2 separate regions of the Homo sapiens genome follow, and region 1 is linked to region 2. A link is a loop called in an ENCODE intact Hi-C map of the cell type or tissue named here. Cell type or tissue: MCF 10A. All regions are shown on one strand. Each heading gives the region's core, and the rest is flanking DNA. Links, peaks and the distances in the headings are about the cores only. Region 1 has its middle 50 kb from the start of LINC01630. Region 2 overlaps LINC01630 (long intergenic non-protein coding RNA 1630).

Evidence for each region. A loop is a pair of places that touch in the nucleus more often than their neighbours do. Peaks named below come from ENCODE experiments on the same cell type or tissue, not always from the same donor. Only the 100,000 strongest peaks of a DNase experiment are listed, where the experiment ranks them.
Region 1: it touches region 2 in a loop (4-fold over the local background); 3 of 110 quality-filtered maps call a loop at or near these places.

Annotation. Positions count from the first base shown.
Region 1 is chr18:51,338,582-51,345,697 of GRCh38, reverse strand. No RefSeq gene overlaps it. Among named protein-coding and RNA genes, the nearest start is that of LINC01630, 50 kb to the left of the region's middle. In MCF 10A, for the core only: no CTCF peak of the experiment used is centred there; DNase peaks (open chromatin) are centred at 2,647 and 5,617.
Region 2 is chr18:51,533,258-51,540,373 of GRCh38, reverse strand. The region is part of intron 1 of LINC01630 (long intergenic non-protein coding RNA 1630); the gene reads right to left. Among named protein-coding and RNA genes, the nearest start is that of LINC01630, 140 kb to the right of the region's middle. In MCF 10A, for the core only: a CTCF peak has its summit at 2,658 (motif pointing right); a DNase peak (open chromatin) is centred at 2,693.

The sequences.
Region 1 (7,116 bases), core at 734-5,733, 190 kb after region 2:
TCCCCTCATAAAAGTTGATACATGGATTCTGGGAGAAAGAGAGGTCTTTCTCCAGGACTCAGAACTGAAACTAGAATATGGGCTTAGAGCAGCTCCAAGAGCAAAGCTTTGTGAGAAAGAAAGCCAGGAGAGTTCATGCACAGCCAAGAAGAGTGCTCAGTCCAAGGAGCCGCAAGGTCCAGCTGCCTATGAATGTGGCTCCCTTCTTGGACTTTCCAGTTAGGTGAGCCAATAATGCCCCTACTGTGTTGAGAGCAGCTAGCATTGGTTTCAGTCTCTTTCACTCGAGAGTCCTACTATTTCAGATGGCTGCTGGCATAGTTGGAGCTCAGAATGGACCTGGCAGCCTGAGCACCAAGGAACCTCCACATAGAACTGACAAGACACCTGGTGATTGAGGACTGAGGGGGATGCAACAGCCCACCTGCATTTTGGCAGATCCCGTAGCACATTACACCATAGCAAGCAAGAGAAGAAAGCAGGAGATGGCAGAAGCCAGGTGTCATTTGAAAGGACTACCTGCCAAGAACAAAATTTAAAGTATACTGAGTTTTCCAATTGTATTTTTCCTATAAAATTCATCTTACTTTACGCTTTTTTATTTTCTTTCCATGTTAGAAGCCATTTGATCTAGCCTTGGGATAGGATTTGGTGTTAACTCCAAAGGAAAGAATGAAAGCATGTGTTCTCCCTCCACGCCCAACTCCTGTGTGAAGGCTGGCTCCATGTCTGCAAAAACTAGGCCTTTTTTACCCTTGAGGAGGGAGAAATGTTTAATGTTGTCGAGATTTGGAGCTTTGTCTTTTGGGCCATTTATGTTCCTCTGTACTTCAGCAAGAACCACATGTTAAATCAAGTTTAACCTAAAACTGCCTCCTTACATATTTTAGGCTTGGCCTAAAGGTTTCTCCATGCATAGGGAACTGTAACCTAACTGGATATGTAAACAGACTATAACCTACTCTTGTGCCAATCAGCAAATGTCAACCAAAGGCAGCCAACTGTTCAAACCACGTTCAAATAAGGCAAATGCTGAGCAGTAACCGATCTGGCTGTTTTTGCACCTCACTTCCATTTTCTAAATATTGCTTTCCTTTTTCTGTCCATAAATCTTCTTCCACCATATGGTTGCACTGGAGTCTCTCTGAGCCTACTGTGGCTCCAGAGGTTGCCCAATTCACAAGTCATTTTTTTTCTCAATTAAACTCTGTTATATTTAATTTGTCTAAGATTTTTCTGTTTACACATGTGATAGAAAAGAAAGAAAGAGGGATATTGCAGGTTGAAAGAATAAAGAGGATTTGGGCTGGAACCAACTGGAGTAGGGAGAGACCAAATAAAATAGGTTCTCTGTCAAAATCCAGAGCCTTCACCCTTGTTTGATAGTAAGTATCTTCCCCCAGGAAGTCAGAATAAGCAAACAGTGAGAGAAACCACTGGGAGCAATACTTTCCAGTGCCCTAAAGCCAGCCTAAGACCAAGACCCGATTCTGGCCACTGAGGCCAGGGACACTCATCAGGTTCCTGTTGATGGGTGCATGGGAATATCACTGAGCCAGCATCCAGAAGCTCACCAATGATCCAGGTCTATTATGAGATGCAGCCAAGCCTGGTCTGTGCCTCAGGTCATCAGAGGCCACATAATTTGACAACGGTGGAGATACTTCCCATCGTCCCTTAGTCCAAGGACACCAATAGACCCCTCTTAGAAAGGAGGATGCTATGGAAAGGAGCTCCGTAGCTGTGTCTTCAGGCCACCCTGGATACCCAAGATGTCCAGAGAAGAGAGACTAGAGTGGACTAATAAGCATCAAATGATTATTAGTAAAGCATGGAAAAACACTCACAGGACACCCAAAGGGCAACGAGGGACCTATAGGCAGTCTGTGTGTTTATTGCAATTTCTCATTGCCTAAAGCAGTAGGCTTCAAAATTTTGTAATGGAAAACCAATTCAGTAAAAATTCTGAAAGCTCATTCCCTAATTTTATATATATATGCATATATATGTACTTATTTATAGATTATGCACATATGTAATTGTTCTAATAATATATATATTATAACACTCGTTTTAAAAAAGATATTTTTGAAAAGTATAATAAAGAAGCCAATAACATTTCTACTAAATATCTTGCTGAATTTACTATTGGCCAATATACATTTAGGTTAAGGTTTGACAGTAGCAACAGTGGATATAAATTCGTATTTTAAATAATCTTCTCGATTTCTATTTTGGGGGCCAACTTCTTGTGAGATGATTCCATTGCCACTGTTTTTACCTCGTGTGGGGTTTGACAAAGACCTCGCACTAGAAATAGAGGGGTTTGCTCTGCCATCTGCCCATACTCTGCCTGTTGTTTGTATTAGTGCTACCTTCAATCTGCAGTTTCATTTCAGAATTCTTTCAGCTACTTGTCAATTTTGTGCAGGTTAAATGAGATATGACCAAATAAAACAATCTGTGGATACATTTAGCCAGGCAAATGTACAGAAAAATACACTAGAAACAGGCAAAGGAGTGGAGTGGAGCCTCTGTTTATCCTTCAGAATACTTCAAGTCCTGTATGACTCATGGCTGCTCACCATATGGACTAAATGAGGTGAAGGTGCAATGTCACTCTGTAGATAAATACCAGGCAATGTTTCACTTGCTTTTTTAGCATACATAAATAAGTTTTACTATTTTCCCACAGTCTAGTGAGTCATTTGCCACAGCCCCACCCACTTTGGAGATTCCATCACAGGAATCACTGCCTAGATGCTGGCAGTGGCTGTCACCTCCCAGCACCTCTCTCCTTCTCACCTGTCCCACAGCTGCCATGACCAAATCTTTGTTACCTATGCAATAAAGTCCAGATTCTTTCACATTTACAGAAACTGTTGCACCAGACTGCTGTATCTTTCCAGCCTTATCCCTTTCACCTTTTCCCACATAAACTCTACAGCACCAGCAATCACTTCTCCAGCAGTCCAGATTCTTTTAGGTCTTTGCAATTGTTCTTTTCTCCTCCAGGAGTGTCTTCCTTTAACTTTGCCTTCCTAAAAATCTCCAACTCATTTTTCCACCCCCAGGTCACATTCTACCCACTCTGTTATCTTTGGAATCATGTCCACGAATTCAAAGTACAATGACAGTCACATTCTCTTTCCTTTTTCTAGTTAATTATTTTAACACTCACCTTCCGTTTGAGACTTCTCCATAACCTTGTTTTTTTTCTAACAAATCAAAGGGGCTAATTCATCCCTGAAAAGGGCAATCCACTGCCAAGCCAAGTAGAGAGAATTGGAGTCTGATCCTTCCTGCTGCTGTTACCTCTCCTTGCCTTGTTGTGTTGTCCTGGAAACCTTGGATACTTGTTCACTCCATACACATTTTACAGCCACTTGTCCCCTGTACACAATCCAATGAATTCATGACCATGTTGCTGTTATGCTCCAGCTGGGCCAAGCCCCCTCAGACGCCCCACACTTGGACTCCAGGGGCACCTTCCTTATGTTCACACCCATACAATTATCCACTGCCCCAAAGCTCAAATCCTCCAAAGGTGATGGGTCCTGAGAGGCTTCCAACTTCAGTGATACGCTGAGTCAAACCAGGCTCCCAATACACTTGGCTCTTTGGATTGAAACCAGTCACAAGTATGGACAACTCTTTTCTTCACAGCAATCCTGCCACCCATTCCTGCCACCCACTCCTGCCACCACCACTAGTTTTCTAACTACCCTAGGCTCCTTTAGCAAACTGATTATCAATTTTCTTTTTTTAGACCAGGTCTAACTCTGTTGCCCAGGCTGGAGTGCAGTGGCATGATCTCAGCTCACTGCAGCCTCAAACTCCTGGGCTCAAGCGATTCTGCCACCTCAGCCTCCCAAGTAGCTGGGACTACAGCCACCACGCCTGGCCACCTTCTGAACTACCAATTCTGCATCCCAAGCAGTGAGACAACTTCTGCAGAGCCCCTCACAAAAACAAGAGTCTTGCTCCACCTTTGTCTCCGAGCACCTTTAAACTGGAGCAGGGCCCTTGTTTCAATCAGCTTAAACTGCTGTGACAAAGGACCACAGACTGGGTGGCTTAAGCAACAGAAATTTACTTTCTCACAGTGCTGGAAACTGGATGTCCAAGATCATCGTGCAAGAAAATTCAGTTTCTAGTGAGGCCTCTCTTCCTGGCTTGTGACAGCCACCTTCTTGCCATGTCATCAAATGGCCTCTTCTCTGTACACATGGACAGCAATCTCTGACGTCTCTTCCTCTTCATATAAGAACACCAGTCCTAGGCCCAGTGCAGTGGCTCACACCTGTAACCCCAGCACTTTGGGAGGCCAAGGCAGGCAGATCACCTGAGGTCAGGAGTTCAAGACCAGCCTGGCCAATGTGGTGAAACCCTGTCTCTACTAAAATAACAAAAATTAGCCAGGTGAGGTGGTGTGCACCTGTAATCCCAGCTACTCAAGAGGCTGAGGCAGGAGAATCACTGGAACCCAGGAGGCAGAGGTTGCAGTGAGCCGAGATCATGCCACTGTACTCCAGCCTGGGCAACAGAGCGAGACTCTGTCCCCCCCAGAAAAAAACACCAGTCCTGTCAGATTAGGGCCCTACCCTTATGACCTCATTTAACCTTAATTACTTTCCTAAAGGCCCTACCTCAAGATCTAGTTACTTTGGGGGGTTAGGACTTCAACACAGGAATTTGTGAGGGGACACAAGTCAGTCCATAGCAGCCTTCAATATCTGTATTAAGTTCTCCCTAGATTGAAAGCAGCTGGCAGCATACTGGACTGAAGAAAAAAAGAAATTAACCTTCAAAAGAACATCAATCCCCACCTCACATATGTAAGGCTTTCCTGACCACCTCAACATGCAGCCCACAAAGAATTAGATACTCCGTCTTCTATGTGGCCATACCACTTGCTTCATAGGTCGTGTTATGGGTGGAACTGTGTCCACCCAAAAATTCATATCTTGAAGTCTAACCCCAGTCCCTCAGAATGTGACCGTATTTGGAGACCACACCTTTACCAAGATGATTAACTGAAAATGAGGTCATTAGGTGGCCTCTAATCCAGTATGACTGGTGTCCTTAGAAGAAGAGGAAATGTGGACACAGATACACACAGAGAAAAGATGAAGTGAAAACACAGGGAAAAGATGACCCATCTACAGGCCAAAGAGAGAGAACTCAGAAGAAAACAGCCCTACCAATACCTTGATCTCAGATTTCTAGCCTCCAGAACTATAAGAAAAAATGTCTGTGGTTTAAGTCACCCACTCTGTGGTTACTTACCTTGCTACAACTTAACTTGTTACTGCAGCTCTGGCAGACTAGTATGGATCAGTTTTCTCTATTTGGAAGTAAACTTCTGAACAACTAGGTTATATGCACCTTTGTAATTTCTAGGGTCTTGCACAGTGCCTGGTCTATTCTAAAGCCTCCTGTATGTTTGTTGATAAAAAGAGGGAAGGATGGGGCGGGAGAGAAGGAGGGTGATGGGGCCCTGAGTCCTGGAAATTGCCACCTGTGTTCTGAGTTTTTAAAGCTGTATTCTACTCATGCTGCAAGGAATCACCTGGCAATTTATGATTTTTTTCCTCTTCTCTGGCTTCTGTCCATATTTACATAAATTATGGGTGAGTCAGAACATGTGGAGGGCTTACTGTGGGCAGAGAACTATGGTAAAAATACAAGAGATGGCTATAGCAGGGTCTAGCAGTGCTGTCCAACAGAAATACAATGTGAGCCACATACGCAGCTTTAAATTTTCTAGTGGACACATTAAAACAGTTTAAAAGGAAGTAGGTGAAATTAATTTTAATAATACTTTTTTATTTAACCCAATATATCCAAAATATTATCAGTTCAACATATAAGCAATATTTTTAAAATATGAGATATTTTACCTTCTTTTTTTTTTGTCTTCAAAATCCAGGATGTGTTTTATACCTACCACAAATTCTGCACTGTAATTCTGACTAGCCACATTTCAAGGGCTCACAGCCCACATGTGCCTTGTGGTGACTGTATTGACCAGCACTAGAGGGCCAATGGTTAAGGACACAGACTTTGGACTCAGACAGGCATAGGTTTGCATCTTGATCCATCACTGACTAACTCAATTTCTCTATGCCTCAGTTTCTGCATCTTTAAAATGGAGCTAATACTACCACCACTTAGGGCTAATATGAGGATCAAATGAAATAATCTGCCTAAAGCCCTCAGCAGACTGTCTGACGCAGCAGCTTCATGGCCACTGTGTGCCAGGCTCTCTGCTATGTAATTTACCTGGTTAATATTGAAGAGATTGTACCAGTTACTTTTAATGATTAGTGCTGAGGTGACAAGAGCTGAAGCAATTTCTCCATCAGACAGCAGATGAATAATCTCCCTCTAACTTGGTTTTTCCACCTATAAAATAGAAATAATGAGTAAATCTGCCACTAAAAATAAAAAGGACCTTCCTGTTTAAGTAGCATGATACCTCAAAATGTTAGCTTGAGATTCTTCGGCTTACAACACTAGACCACAGCAATAAAGACAAAAGTTACAGCCTTCTCGACTTTGCATGTACTTTCTGATTAGTTCACTTTAATACTCCCCTAGGCACAGAAATAATTCTGGGAGTTGAAATCCCTCAAGCTGACCTGAGTCCTATAGTGCTTTTTTTTTTTTTTTTTTAAGAAAGTGATCTTCTCCAAATTCATTCAGCCACTATTTCTGAATTATGAGTGCATAAAAAGAGATACACCTTTTCGTGTGAGGTCTCATAATTCACCCTCACCTAACACAGTTGATAAATGCAAGCAGGCAACTCCCTGTTAAAATATATGGAATAGATATATTACTGTATCTACTGTATATTTTCATTTTGGCAGGCAATGAGTTCTCCTTCACCTTATGATAATAAATTGCAAAACCTCATCCATATCGTAACATTAAATAACAGGATACAAATAAATCATTGTAATGATATTTGTTCCTTGTAACTACTTTCAGTTTTGGATCTCAAAGCCCTTTACTAACACAAATTAATTAGCTCTTGCGCCACAGGAGATTAGTTTTAATATACTGCTATAAATTATAATACGGGAATACCATAAAAATTATTCATATACA
Region 2 (7,116 bases), core at 750-5,749:
AGGCCTAAATACCGACTGGGAAGCCCTGCTTCACTACTAACAAGAAAGAGGACACTCTCTCCCAACTTAGTTATAACAACAGTCACTACTAACATTTATTGAGCATTTACTCTATGCTAAGCAGTGTACCAAGCACTTCATATGTGTTATTTTGCATAACCTTTATAAGAACCCTATCAGGTAGCTAGTATTACATTTATTTTACCCATTTTATAGATTAAAAATATGAAACTTAAGGAAATTAATTAGCTTTACCAAGATCTACTGGCTAATAAGAGTAGATCTCAGAGATTCAATGACACCAGGCCTCTCTCTCCACCTCTCATTTCTTTTTTTTTTCCCCCACCTCTCATTTCTTTCTCATTCTCAACATCAACTTTATTCTTCAGCCTCCTCCATGTGTCTAGAAATGGGCAAAAGAGGTTCTGGGGTGACATTTATAAAGTTATTGATCCAAGGAAAAGTCTCTAGTTTGCATCCAATCCCAGGGAAGACGTAGATTAGCCTGGCTTAGGCCACATACCCAATTCTGGGTCAATCATTATGTCTGAGAAGGCTCCATGATTACCTATATCCATGGTCATATACCCACCCCTGCGATCAATAAAACAGATGCTATGACTGGCAGCATTATCAGGTTCCATTATTGTAGTGGATCAGCATCCTAAAGGAAGTGGAAGGGTGCCAGACAGACAAAAACAGATACCCACTTTAGTAGCCTGTCGTGGTAGTGGTAAACCCCAGAGTGGAGAAGTGTCCAGGCAATGGTCAGTCCAGAGGAATTCCATAAAGAAGATGAAATGTCAGCTGGGTGCCGTGGCTCATGCCTGTAATCCCAGCACTTTGAGAGGCTGAGGCAGGCAGATCGCTTGAGGCCAGGAGTTTGAGACCAGCCTGGCCAATATGGCGAGACCCCATCTCTACTAAAAATACAAAAATTAGCCTGGCATGGTGGCATACACCTGTCATCCCAGTTTCTTGGGAGGCTGAGGCAGGAGAATTACATGAACCCAGGAGGCAGAGGCTGTGGTGAGCAGAGATCGCACCACTGCACTCTAGCCTGGGTGACAGGGCAAGACTCAGTCTCAAAAACAAAACAAAACAAAACAAAAAAACAGTTGAAACATGAAGAAAGGCATGAAGATGTTAAATATCATAATGCATCCAGAGATCTGCAAGTATTTTAGATGTGTCTGGATAGTAAGATGTGTATGGCAAGGGAGAGAGATCTGAGATTAAAGGCTGTGAAGAACTTTGTACAATACCCTAAGGAGCTGGTGCTTCATTCTAAAAGCAAGGATAAAGTCATTGAAGGGTTTTAAGAAAGGGGAAAATATGAGGGGTTCTGATTGTGAGAAAGATTAGTCTTTGGACAAATATAAAAGGAAGGTTAGGAGTAGAAAAGTCAGTGAGAAAATCTACAATAGTCCAGGCAAGAGAAAGTGAGAAAATGAACAGCAGCAGTTTGCAGTGGGCTTGGTGATCAAGATATATATATATATATATATGCGCGCGCGTGTGTGTGTGTGTGTGTATTTTTTTTTTTTTTTTTTTTTTTTTTTTTTTTTTTTTGAGAGAGACAGGGTCTCACTCTGTCACCCAGGCTGGAGTGCAGTAGCACAATCTCAGGTCACTGCAACCTCCGCCTCCCGGGTTCAAACGATTCTCCCGCTTCACAGTAGCTGAGATTACAGCCTCAAGAGTAGTCAGGATTACAGGTGCCTGCCACCAAGCCCAGCAAACTTTTTGTATTTTTAGTAGAGATGGGGTTTCACCATGTTGGCCAGGCTGGTCTTGAACTCTTGACCTCAAGTGATGCACCCGCCTCGGTCTCCCAAAGTGCTGGGATTATAGACGTGAGCCACTGAGCCCAGCCATTGTCCCTTATATATTAAGGTGGTAGAATAAAGTTGACTATGTCATAACAGTGAGTTATTCATCCCAGTATGTGCATTGGAATTGAGGTGAATTAATTCCTTTTCTGTAACATTTTCTAATAAATTGCATCTACTTCTTGAGCTTAAATTGAATAAATAAAGTATCTCACAAAAATGTAAAGTTTTACTGTATTCATAGCCTTGTGGTTAAGATTATACTCCGTAGGAGATACCAATAAATATGCTTATGTAAATGGCAGACCATCACAGGAGAGTTTATTCGCAAATGAAGTTGTGAGAAATTTCAGCAATAAAATAGCAGATAAAGTAGTGATAATTTAAATTTAATAATTCAGAATATATATAGGTATAATTTTAAAGGGACATGTGTTCCCCCTGGCTAATGTTCTTTCTTGTTTGCCATTTTATGTTCATCAGTTTGTTAATATTCTTTAACCTCCTCTCTTATCTTTAAGACAAAAGGTAATGAACTAGCCCGATGCTTTGTATTCCCATAGTCACTTGGGTTAATAGTTTTCCTTTTCCTCTTCTACTTTCTTTAAATCTATTGAGATTTGTAGCAATAGTTCAGCCATAATTATGACCTAGAAAAATTGTGAATAGGAAAATAGGGCAATCACTTCACTATGTATATGTATATCAAAACATCATATTGTATGCTTTAAATATATACAGTTTTTAAAAGAAAGAAAAATGTGGCTTTTAGTTTTCTTTTTCAATGTATGTTAAGTGCCTAGCGCAGCAGCTGGCCGGAAGGAGGAGCTCAGACGCAGGCAAAACAGGGCTTGATCTGCATCCTGCTAGTCCGTGCCCTCCCATATGCAAATGAAGCCCTGGCAGAAGAAGTCCATCCGTTGAAGTGCTTCCTAGTGAACTCTCTGCCATGTCTGCTATTTAGTTCCTTCTACGTCTTACCCAGAAAATAGAGGCTTGTTTAGGGCTATTATAGTCAGTAATCTTTCATGATAAATAATCATAAATCAGACATGCAGAATATCTACTCTCCTCCTAAAGAAAAAATAAGTAATTTCTTACAATGCCAATCAGTTGGTTTGTTTTTGCTCCAGTAGACTGGCTGAGAGCCATTAATAGAAGGAAATGCACATTGCAGGTAACTGGAAGGATAAATCTTAGTAAAATTAGTACAATAAACCTTTCTCAATTACAAATATACTTCATATAATTCTAATACAGGTGACCCTGGCTTTAAGCCTGCTGCTGAACTTACAATCCTTCCTACTTTGACATTACTGTAAAGACCAAACCCCATACTGAGGACTATTAATTTCTGCAAGCAATGCTTCAGCATTTTGATTGCCAGCCTGATATGCTTACCGAGTATCATATGACAATAACTCAGCTACCATGGTCTACAGGTACACTTAGAGTAAGTGAATCTCTTTCAAGCTGCTCTACATTTTATTTTAGCATGTTTTCTGTAAACTTTTAAATGCCCTGCTCTTCATTGTGTCTAAGAAAAAGATGTGATGGAATGCATAGAGTACCAAAACTACTTAAAAAAAAGGTGAGATAATCCATCTCTTTGAAAAGGAAACATGAGAGTTTTAACAGTAAGAGAAATGAATGTGAATGAGCAAACTTCCAAGTCCACTTGTCACACTCACAAACACAAGCACAACTCTGAAGTTCAAGGAAACATCTCTGGAGACTCTGAAGAGCACTGAGCCAATGCAATGGTATTTTTAAAAATAAAATGGAATGATTTATCACATGGAAGACCTTACATTGTGTGATGGGGGGTGCCAAAGCCATGCTCCACTTCTTTGTCTAGTTGAATAGAGCAAGTCACCTTGGAAAGGGGCTTCCTTAGTCAAAATATAATTTTCAAGGGCCTCTCTTATCTAATAGATACTCACTGCTCCAGAAATGTCTGTAACAGATTTTTTTTTAATGTTCTGACAAAGGCAGGCCCTTGCAGTGTGTAACTTGTGGCAGGAGAAGTTACACCAAGTTTAATGATTTTTCTTTAGGCTTTTTAAGAAGGCAGGAACAAAGACCTCAACACTTGCTCCCCAAAATTCAAAGTTAAGAAAAACAGAGTAGATCAGGATTGGCTGACCCAAGTTCTGCTGGCCAAGGAGACCTAAAGGATATTAAAAGTAAACTCACCACTGGGACTGAGCTGATGTCCAGTTCCAGCACAGGAATCTTAAGAGTTCTGGTCCAGGCTGGAGCTAGAAGCACCTCTAAACTTGATTGCCTGGCACCATAATTCCTGCTTTGAAAATGCAATGGCTGAACATGCAAATTCAAACAACAATGAAAAGGCTCCAGCAATCAAGCCTGTGGCACTACAAGCAGAACCTGGGTAAGCACAAGCATTGTTCCAGGGTCTATAAGAGTCCATTGTAACCTGCAAGGCTAACCTTCAGATAAGATATAGAGCACCTGCAAAAGCACCATCAGGGCTGACCTGTTTCTACATTTATCACACCAGAATTTCAACTGATTAGAAAATTGGAAATGAAGGAAAGTCCATAGAATGAAAACATTAACTGCCTGTTAAAAGGTCATGTCAGGAATTGAACATTTAATTCAATATAAATTCAATAAATTCAAAAATTAATTCAAAGTAATTGTGTTTCTAATGAAATTAAGAAGCAATTCCAGGCCGGGCACAGTGGCTCATGCCTGCAATCCCAGCACTTTGGGAGGCTGAGGCCGGTGGATCACCTTAGCTCAGGAGTTGGAGAGCACCCTGGGCAATATGGTGAAACCTCATCTCTACTGAACGTACAAAAATTAGCCAGGCGTGGTGGCGGGCACCTGTAATCTCAGCTACTCAGGAGACTGAGGCAGGAGAATCGCTTGAACCTGGGAGGTGGAGGTTGCAGTGAGCCGAGATAGAGCCATTGCACTCCAGCCTGGGCGACAAGAGTGAAACTCTGCCAAAAAAAAAAAAAAAAAAAAAAAAAGAAATAATTGCATTTACAATAGCATCCAAAATAATGAAATACTTAGGAATAAAGTTAACAAAAAAAAATACAAAACATACGCTTTGAAAACTACAAAACATTGTTGAAAGAAATTAAAGAAGATCTAAAAACATAGAAAATCGTCCCAAATTCATCGATTTAAAGAATTCATGTTGTTAAAATGGCAATATTCCCCAAACTGATCTACAGTTTCAATGCAATCCTAATCAAAACCCGAGCTGCCTTTTGGAAGAAACTGACAAGCTAATCCTGAAATTCACATAGAAATGCAAGAGACCCAGTATAGCCAAAACAATATTGAAGAAAAATGAAGCTGAAGGATTCACACTTTCTGATTTACTACAAAACTTACTACACAGCTGAAATAATCAAGACAGTAGTGTGCTACTGGCATAATGATAGACATATAGAGTATAATTGAGAATTCAGAAATGAACCCATACATTTATGCACAATTGTTTTTCTACCATGATACCAAGACCATTTAATGGAGAAGGAATAGTCTTTTCCACAAATGGTTCTGAGAAAACTGGATATTCATATACAAAAAAAAAAATGTGTACCACTTCCATACACAAAAATGAACTAATTTTTAATTCAAAATAATTGTGTTTCTAATGAAATTAAGAAGCAATTCCAGGCCAGGCACGGTGGCTCATGCCTGTAATCCCAGCACATAAAAGTTGATCATAGTCCTAAATGTAAGAGCTAAAATATAAAACTCATAGAAGAATGCTGTATTAGGGTTCTCTAGAGAGACGAAACTAGTAGGAGATATATATATATAAAATACTTAATAAACTTCCCTTTACATATATATATCATATATATGATATAGTTATATCATATATATGATATATATAATAGTTGTATCAACTAACACTCTACTGTAAAAAGCATGAGTCTCCCCATCAATCTGCATCCTCACCTGCATTTTGTTTTTCAAACTTCTTGATTTTTTGCATTTTATGTGCACATATATATGAGATATATATATAAAGGGAAGTTTATTAAGTATTAACTTACACAATCACAAGGTCCCACCATAGGCTATCTGCAAGCTGAGGAGCAACAAGAGCCAGTCTGAGTCTCAGAACTGAAGAACTTGGAGTCCCTTGTTGGAGGGCAGGAAGCATCCAGCCCTGGAGAAAGATGTAGGCTGGGAGCCTAGGCCAGTCTCTCATTTTCATGTTTTTCTGACTGCTTTATATTCCCTGGCAGCTGATTAGATTGTGCCCACCAGATTAAAGGTAGATCCGCCTTCCCCAGCCCAGTGACTCAAATGTTAATCTCTTTTGGCAACACCCTCACAGACACACCCAGGATCAATAGTTTGTATCCTTCAATCCAATCAAGTTGACACTCAGTATTAACCATCACACATACATAGGTGCAAATCTTTGTGGTCTTGTATAGGACAGTGGTTTCTTAGATGTAACACCAAAAGCACAAGAAACAAGAGTTTCTTGAAAAGGACAAATTTGACTTTATAAGAATTTAGAATTTTTATCCTTCAGAGGACACCACCAAGAAAATGAAAAGACAACCTGCAGAATGATAGAAAATATCTGCAAATATTGTTTACAATAAAGAATCTGGTATCCAGAGTGTATTCTAAAAACTATCGTAAAGTCACCAATAAAAAGACAATTCAGTTTTTAAAGGGGTAAAGGAATTTTTTTTTTTTTTTTTTGAGATGGAGTCTCACTCTGTCACCCTGGCTGGAGTGCAGTGGAGCGATCTCTGCCCACTACAAGCTCCACCTCCCAGGTTCACGCCATTCTCTTGCCTCAGCCTCCCGAGTAGCTGGGACTACAGGCGCCTACCACCACACCCAGCTATTTTTTGTATTTTTAGTAGAGACGGGATTTCACTGTGTTAGCCAGGATGGTCTCGATCTCCTGACCTCATGATCCACCCACCTTGGCCTCCTAAAGTGCTGGGATTACAGGCGTGAGCCACCACACCCAACTAATTTTTTGTATTTTTAGTAGAGATGGAGTTTCACCGTGTTAGCCAGGATGGTCTCGATCTCCTGACCTCGTGATCTACCCACCTTGGCCTCCCAAAGTGCTGGGATTACAGGTGTGAGCCACCATGCCTGGCCTTAAAGGGGTAAAGGATTTTAATAGACATTTCTCCAAAGAAGATACACAAATGGCCAATAAACATGTAAGAATACACTCAATCTCATTAATCAATGCAAATCAAAACCACGTAAGATACCACTTCACACTCACTAGAATGGCTATAATAAAAAA